Linked DNA regions of Homo sapiens: region 2 is linked to region 1. The links are chromatin contacts, found by Hi-C or POLR2A ChIA-PET in ENCODE. All regions are on one chromosome and are shown on one strand. The core of a region is the stretch at or near the end of the contact, and the rest is flanking DNA. Distances in the headings are between cores, read along the strand shown.

Evidence for each region. Hi-C counts contacts between places; a loop is a spot of excess contacts on that map. ChIA-PET counts read pairs that join two places held with the same protein, here RNA polymerase II (POLR2A). Pooled maps may share reads with other maps.
Region 2: a map with no recorded cell type shows a loop between it and region 1 (6-fold over the local background). The contact joins the promoter of IGF1 here to the enhancer-like site in region 1. A Hi-C loop is called at or near these places in 1 of 168 maps with a recorded cell type or tissue (GM12878), 16 of 37 single-sample maps with no recorded cell type and 7 of 50 pooled maps. POLR2A ChIA-PET finds 5 or more read pairs at or near these places in 4 of 52 experiments (GM12878, MCF 10A, activated CD4-positive, alpha-beta T cell and 1 more).

The regions. Positions count from the first base shown.
Region 1 is chr12:102,403,696-102,407,942 of GRCh38, forward strand. The region is part of intron 3 of IGF1 (insulin like growth factor 1); the gene reads right to left. It overlaps LINC02456 (long intergenic non-protein coding RNA 2456), which reads left to right. Exons shown (of 13, transcript XR_007063427.1): 7 at 418-536; 8 at 3,793-3,926. Among named protein-coding and RNA genes, the nearest start is that of IGF1, 75 kb to the right of the region's middle. Within about 2 kb of position 2,421, at least 5 of the 41 ENCODE cell types and tissues checked have a DNase peak (open chromatin) inside an H3K27ac peak, as active enhancers do.
Region 2 is chr12:102,478,665-102,482,911 of GRCh38, forward strand. IGF1 (insulin like growth factor 1) reads right to left here and starts at 1,899. Exons shown (of 4, transcript NM_000618.5): 1 at 1,655-1,899. The coding sequence starts at 1,717. LINC02456 (long intergenic non-protein coding RNA 2456) reads left to right here. Exons shown (of 13, transcript XR_007063427.1): 11 at 1-4,247. RefSeq lists enhancers at 355-614, 705-754.

The DNA.
Region 1 (4,247 bases), core at 1,171-3,670:
AGTGGGCTCAGGTGATCTGCCTGGCCTTGGTCTCCCAAAGTGCTGGCATTCCAGGCATGAGCCACTGCACCCGGCCTGGATATTGAGTTTTGCTTAGAATAGAAGCCCTGTGAGACCAGAGATGTATCTGTCTGTTTACTGTTATAGTCCCAGTGTCTAGAGCAGTGTGCAGGTTATTGCAGGTGCTCAATAAATATCTGTAAAATGAGTGAAATGAATGAATGAGTATGAGGGACCCCCTTGTGATGTGCAGAACTAAGTCATTATATTATAATACTTTTCCTACAGTTATTACTTTATCCTTGAATGTATTTAAATTGCAAAGTATGTAGACAGGAGTTTTGAAATAAAATCAAGGAGGAACTGGCATTTATATGCATAAACCTGAGGTACTTCTTTTTTTGGTTTTATCTCTAGCCAGAGAGCCCTCTACAGAAGGATGTAATGGATAATTATTGGTATACAGTGAGGTTCATAACCAAAAACAAAAGTTCTCTCCATGAGACCTGGAATCTGTAAACTGTCTTCTGGCTAAGGTAATGAACACCCACACAGTTACAATATTGTGAGGAGCTAAAGCACATTTGAGATTACACAGACCTGAGACCTGGAGAAGGTGAGAGGTTTTAATATGAAGGCTGGGGAAAAAGATAAACTGCCACCCCTTGGGAATAATACCTATTGGCCAAGGCCCATAGGGATCGGCAGGTTTTCTTACACATGTTTTCCGGTTCTACTTGGAACATGAGAGTTATCACCAAGTCCTTCATGAAAGGTAGCTAGTGTTTTATGAGTCGATGGTCAACATCTTGTACTGACTGAGTAGAAGGAAGATGGCATCATTGTGTAAAAACATTCACTAAAATAGCTCAGTGACCACTGCAAAAAGGAAAAAAAGATGGTAGAAAGAAACTGGGCATTTGTATAGAATAACTTGAAATGCCATTTGTTTTAAATTCTGGCACTTTCCCTCAAATATCACAAAAGACCACTTAAGATACATTTGTTGTGGTGCAAAGCATCTACTGCTAAGTTCCCAGTAAACTTGTGTTTTGTTTTTTTTTGTTGTTTTTTTTTTTTGAGATGGAGTCTCGCTCTGTCACCCAGGCTGGAGTGCAGTGGCGCGTTCTCAGCTCACTGCAACCTCTGCCTCCCGGGTTCAAGTGATTCTCCTGCCTCAGCCTCTGTAGTAGCTGGGATTACAGACGCCTGCCACCATGCATGGCTAATTTTTGTACTTTTTAGTAGAGATGGGGTTTCACCATATTGGCCAGGTTGGTCTCGAACTTCTGACCTTGTGATCCACCCGCCTTGGCCTCCCAAAGTGCTGGTATTACAGGCGTAAGCTAAATGTGTGTTCTTAATCTTCCATTGGGTTCTGCTTTCTTTCTTTCTTTCTTTCTTTTTTTTGAGTTGGAGTCTCACTCTGTCACCCAGGCTGGAGTGCAGTGGTGTGATCTAGGCTCACTGCAACCTTTGCCTCCCAGTTCAAGTGATTCTCCTGCCTCAGCCTCCCAAGTAGCTGGGATTACAGGCACGCGCCATCATGCCCAGCTAATTTTTTGTATTTTTAATAGAGATAGGGTTTCACCATGTTGGCCAGGCTGGTCTTGAACTCCTGACCTCAGGTGATCTGCCTGCCTCAGCCTCCTGAAGTGCTGGGATTACAGGCATGAGCCATCATGCCTGGCCGTGTTCTGCTTTCTTATAGGAGTTCTCTAGAAAAATGAGAGAAGGACACATGGGGCCACAGAATAGCATCCCTAATGTTCCCAAACTCCTTGAAATGTTTTTGTTCAATTCTCAATCAACACTGTTGATGGTCTGTAGCTGATCAAACCCGCAAAATAGATATTATTAAGGATGCCATCTCTCTGCCTAACTACTAACCAAATTAATTAACAGGCGGAGAAACACACTAATTTGAATTTTACCTTTTGTTTTTCTGTTTAAGAGGCATACCAGCTCAAAATAAGAAGTTCTTTAAACATCTGCAATGCCCAAACTAAGAAAATATTCAGGAATGAAATGGGAACAAATTAAAAGAAAGCCTCATAAAGCGTTTAATCTCCATTCTTCCTCTCAAGCCAAATTAATCCCAAATTTCTACAAGAAAACATTAAGATACCATCTATGCTTCACTCTTTAAATTAGCGGGGGGCTATAGCAAAAAGAATTGAGGTTAGATTGACCAACCACATACATCCTATTTTTTGTCTCCAATAGAGAGATTCTTTTTCTTTTCTCTCAAAGCACAAGGTATAAAGTGTAAAGTCTGAGCGGAGGGATTCCCTGGTCTGTTTCTTCTGGGTCTGTCTCAGCATCACAGCAAAGCCATGGGCTGAAACTCACTTGAGTGAAGCAGATGCTGTACCAAGTAGCATGATTCCCATGCACACACGTGCACGGTGGAGGCCATTCAAACCAGCTGGGATATCGTCTGGTTTGCATTTGGCTCTCTTCCCAGGCTGTCACATGTGACTTCTTTGTTGCAGACAATGACAGTGACAAAACAAAAGCACTCAGGGACTAGGTCTCAGTTGCATCTGTTGCTTTGCTCATTGTCTTAACTTAATTACGCCAGCCACCCTTGACAATGGGCGGCAAGTGGAGGCATGTTAGAAGCAGCCGTCATCAGAGCTGGCACCCACCTTTGGTGCACTTCTTGAAGAGTTATGAAACTGTCTCACATTCAGTCAAGCAAAAACTTTTCACTTCAGCAGCTTGTCCAATACAAACAAACCAGCTGAAACTGTTTCTAGTATGCAACTAGACAGATTTTTAAAAGGAAAACAGTAGTGAGTAAATACTGTTTCCTATTGACACCAACGAAGGTAAGACTATTAAGAAAACATTGATCCTCCAGCTCACTGGGGTTGGTTAAAGAAGTTTACCCTTTAGAAGGAAAGGTTAACAAACACATTAGGAAATAAGTTTGTGGAGGGTTTGATTTGTGATATATATGATTACCCATTATGGACAGACACGCATATTTAGGGTGCTAGAAAAGGCCCTGAAGAGGCCATTCACCTTCTCCCATTATCTCTTGGTTCTTATCCAAGCTCCAAGCTTTCCTTTGGAAAGCTATCCACAGACTTTTCAATTAAGATTACTGTGCCAGGTGTGGTGGCTCACACCTGTAATCCCAGCACTTTGGGAGGCCGAGGTGGGCAGATCACTTGAGGTCAGGAGCTGGAGACCAGCCTGGCCAACATGGTGAAACCCCGTCTCTACTAAAAATACAAAAAATTAGCCTGGTGTGGTGGCGTGTGCCTGTAGTTTCAGCTACTCAGGAGGCTGAGGCAGGAAAATTGCTTGAACCCAGGAGGCGGAGGTTGCAGTGAGCTGAGATTGTGCCACTGCATTCCAGCCTTGGCGACAGAGTAAAACTCTGTCTCCAAAAAAAAAAAAAAAAAAAAAAAAAAAAAAAAAAAAAAAAGATCACTGAGGACTAATAACAACGGCAATAATAATAATCTTGCTTAACATTTGCAAAGGCTTTACAGTTTACAAAATAATATCACTGAATCCTTACAATCACCACATGAGGTGATGCGGTGTTATTCCTGTCAGTCCCACGTACAAGCTGAAGCTCGCTAACATTTAGTAATGTGCTTGAGGTCACAGAGGAACAAACTGATAGACAAAGGGCTAAAATAATAACAGTTCCCATTACTTGAACATTTGTCATGTGCTGGGGATTGTAGTATGTATGTAAATTGCATATATTTTCTTGTTTCCTATACTTCTCTCAGGGATAAGTACTACTGTCTTGACTGTTTTATCTTTAAGGAATCTGAAACTTAGGATAAACAACTTGCCTAATTTCTTATGATGGAGATGTAATAGTGGTTGGAATTTGGACCTATTCCTTCTGATTCTGGAGCTCACCAGTTAACCACTCTGCTAAACTGCCTCCCCAAGAGGTAAAAAATATCTAGTGCTTTCAAGTCCAAATCACTTTCCAATAGCAATAGTTGATAATATCATGAGCTGCCCATGCTTCCAGATGGGGGTAGATGCTAGTTTGGAGGGAAAGGCTGTGCCATGGGACAGAAGACTCAATGAGGAGGGTGAGTATTACCACAAGCTGGGACCCATTTGTAATGGTATTTATAGAAGTCTAGGAGCACAGTATTCAATTAGCAAAAGCAAACTCCCTAGGTATTATAACCCCCTTTTTTTCCTCCCCACTTATCTTTATGAGATTTTGCCTGAGAGATAGAATCTAAAAGGATAAAAATAGG
Region 2 (4,247 bases), core at 649-3,148, 74 kb after region 1:
GGTAAACTGCCTTTTGTCCATTGAAACAATGAACAAATTGCACAGCTGGGATTTAAGTCAATCTTTTCCCCCCAGTCAAGCCACCTATTTCCATTGTATGCCTATTGTAGCAGCCCAGATAGTGACCCAAGCTCCAGTCCACTCCCTTACTCCCTTCCCCCGACTCACTCACTTGGAAATACCTTGAGAGTCAGAGTACAATCAGCTGGTGAGCTCTGCCTCTGGGCAGGACACCTTTACCCACTGAATTACATGTGAAAGACCACGCAGCTCCCTCAAACCACTTCCTGCTTCAAGTACAGAAAAAAGTAACAACTTATTAAGAGCTCCACTTCTGAAGTGTTCAGCATACACAGCATGAAAAGTGCATTTGGAAACAATTTTCTTAACTTGTAATTAATGCAGAGATAACGCTCCACAGCCTCTTTTATGATCCCCTAAGTAAGGAGACAAAAACTCCAGCTGCTAGATCACATAGTATGTATGCACAGTGACGTCATTTCTTTGAAAGCAAGGTGGCCTGCATGTGTTGGCATCTCAGGAACAGCAGAATCAGGTGCCTGACAAGGGTGTATCTTTAACTCCTGGAGCCACTTACTTGACTAGGGAAAGTCGTAGTGGTGAAGTGTTTGAAAGCAGCAACTGAATGCTGCACTAAGTGGCAGAGACGTCTTATGAATTGAGCCCTCAGGCAATTGAATCGGTGGAGCCAGTGACAGCAGCTTAAAAGCGCTTGCAAATTGAAAAAAAAACACAAGTCTTGAAGGATATAATTTTGCTGAGAATGGAAACTAGAACTACGGCCAGCAATCGGAAACGAGAAGTCGGTGCACTGACAGCAGCAGCCAGATTTACCTAAAGGGACTTCACGACACTGAATATAAAATCAGAGTTTTATAACACAGAACCCCAAGTCCAAACTTTGCCCATGAAAGTCCTCTTCTAAACAGAAAAGTTGGGCAAGCAGCTCTTAGAAAGTTTCTGCTTTCCATATACAGTATGTATTTGTTTAAATTATACAAATATGCAAGGTCAGCAAGAGTTGTCAAGGAGTTCTTTTTTGGAAGAACAAATTACACTTTACTCTAACTTTAACACTCTCTCTGGGCATAAGTGCAGAGTTCCGGGACCTTAGCTCCAAAGATCATATTTAAAAGCTTTAATATCATCTAAAATACAACCCTTCATATATAGCATGCCTTGTAAATAAAGTCCTGATGAGTTACACACACAGAGACACATACACACAGAGACACATACACACATGCAAAAGAACATGGTCTTAAAAATAAAACATCTGCACCTGCAAAAGAAAAAAAAAATCCCCAAGTTCATATCCATGCTCTATAGCCCTTAGCCATAGAGAGGATTTAAAGGAATCTTCTGTAATGACACCACGGAAGCCCTGCAGAAGTGGAGGATTTAGCATAAGTACCTTGCAATAGTTTCTACTCATACAGATATCTGTGCAAATGCATCCATCTCCCCGAGCTATTTTTCAGATTCCACAGAATTGCATATTCAGCAATTTATAAATAACTCTCGGTTCCGAAACAATGAAAATTTTAAAGTGAAGAACAGTTCTAGGCAGAAGCAAACAGTACACAATTTAAATAGAATTCCCCAATGACTTCAAAGAGTAAGAAATATTTACCTTCAAGAAATCACAAAAGCAGCACTTAAATAATTGGGTTGGAAGACTGCTGATTTTTCCCATTGCTTCTGAAGTACAAAGTCTGAAAATGAATTGGTTAGCAGGAATAATGAAGCAAAAAGAAATCCAGAGAGATGGGAGATGTTGAGAGCAATGTCACATTTCAATTTTGAGGACTTTATTCCATTGCGCAGGCTCTATCTGCTCTGAATTTAGCAGTGACAGTGAGATTTAGCAAACAGAAGAGGGATTTAGAGAAAATCCTCACATTTATCTACAAAACACAGACACTGTAGACAGGAAACAGCTGGGGGAACATTTGCCTTCTCTCTCTCTCCCTCTTCTGGCAAAGTTATTGAGTAAGGACTTTTTTGGGCATGGTGACAAATAACATCATACCTTTGCATTTTAAAACTAGAGCACAGAAGCATTTTTTTCCCTTAAAAGAATGTGTGTTAGTGACAGGGTTCGCAGACATTAAAATACTTATGCTGCCATAGAAAATAAGGATCTGTTTTCTGATTAACTTTCTGCTGGGCATGAAGACACAAACGTCTGCTAATACACCTTACCAGTATTAAAGGAATATGGGGGATGGGAGAGCAATTTTAGATTCTAGAGCAAATGCATTATTTAAAACAAAAAAAGAAAGAAAGGACGATAAGACCCTCTCCAGCAAACTCTACAATTTTAACCCTGAAGTGACTGGGGTAAAGTAGATTGGAAGACAGCACTCGGGTGACCCCTTGTCCCAGTTGCCAAGTGAGAGGTGTGATCTCATTTCCTAGAACCTATGGAGGGGCAGGCAGCATTGGATTGGTCCCTTTAGGGCACTGTCTCATACTTTTTCTCCTGCGATGAGGCAAAGACTATGCCGAGCTGTAAAACCCAACTGAAATAGAACATTTTTCTTTATTCTTCTACTAGGCTGCCTGTCACTGTCCCCTCCCCACCCCACCACTCTGGGAGAAGGGTACCTGGGGGGCAAACAATTTTCCTGTTGTTTGAATTTTCCATATAACTCAAACCTGTGTGTGTGTGTGTGTGTGTGTGTGTGTGTGTGTGTGTGTATGACAGAGGGAGTCTGTGTGCCAGAGTGTGTTTTCTTTCTCTGATTTTTGTGTATTCTAAATAACACCAGCTGGCTAGCAATACCCTCTCGAGGGTTATGATGTCATTCAAATCCCTCAACTGGGTGACTGGCCGGCAACATGGTCCAAGCCAGCTGTTTTGCTATTTATAATGTACACTTGCCTTTGCCATTGAGAATTCAGTTCTGATCTTTTGTCGATACAGTTTGTACCTATTTCCCTTTGGTTTTGTGAAGCAGTAGATAAGAAAGTGAATTATAAAATAAGGTTGCAAAAGCCCAGAGCAGACATACCTCTTTCCCTAGAGAGCTCTCCAGGCCTGGTTTCCCAGGAGTGGTGGAAATAACCTGGACCTTGAATTTTTTCTTTTTTTTTTTTTCCACATGACTCTCAGGGGACTGACACATCAACTGAAAACACAGTTCTGCTTGAAATCCTACTCTGGCTCTTTGTGTTATCCTGGGGCCAGAAATTTGTTTGTAGAAGTGGGTGCCCTAACAAAAAACAAACAAACCTGCTTTGTTTGGAAGGGGGTTGGGTTTGTTTGAGTCTTCTGTGTGGTTAATACATTGTAGCAATGTTTACCTTTCAGAAATCAAAGTTAGAAATCTGGAATTATGTTGTGTCAATGGTGCACTATGTTCAGCAACATTTTGTGAGCTCTACTATGTGCCCAACTACAACATCCCTAGGAAAACAAAGAGGAATAAGATATGGTCAAGTCCCTTCAGGGGCTTTCAGCTGAATGTCAGAGACAAAGAGGAAAACTTCACAGTCATATGATGGGCATGTGCTCTTTTAAAAACATGAACAGTGCACAATGAGAGGGAGTGACACATTCTCTGGGAAGACAGGGGAGTAAAATCTTTTGGAAAATCCAAAATGAGGGAGGCAGATTGTGTCATGAGAGGCTTTGGGGTACCATGTTGGGAAATTTCAGTGGGTGGGATTTGACCCAAAGAGCACACTAAGAGGTATCATCAAGAGGTGGCCTAGTAGGTGGCCCTGGATTATTCTTAATGCAGGGATTATCCACATGTGCAGATGTGTGAGTAATCCCTGCATTTAATAATAATCCGTGGCTTCCTTTAATAAGCTCTCTTTGTACACTTGATTTGTGACAAATCTTTTTCTTTTCTGCAGTTTTTGTGGATCACACCCTTTCTGAAAAATGTCTATTCTCTTACAGACTTTGAGGATGTAGATTGTATAAAACAATAGAGCTGATCTCACCTGTCTTCCAGATGAGAAAAAACCTCTTTAACCAAGTTTGGAGAGTCAGATACTGGCTGGAGTCTTGGTGCTAAGTTCTTGTTCCAACATTGGACACCATTACAGGTGAAGGCCAGGACTTTGTTTAACCCCTTCCCACTGCAGTTTTAGCATACTTTAATTGTTCCAAGATGTCCTAGAAGCTAACTATATGTCTCCAAGTCTATCACCCATTTTGATGTTCTCTCTTGGCATGCTCGGTGCACAGATATAACCTTATCCACAAGCAT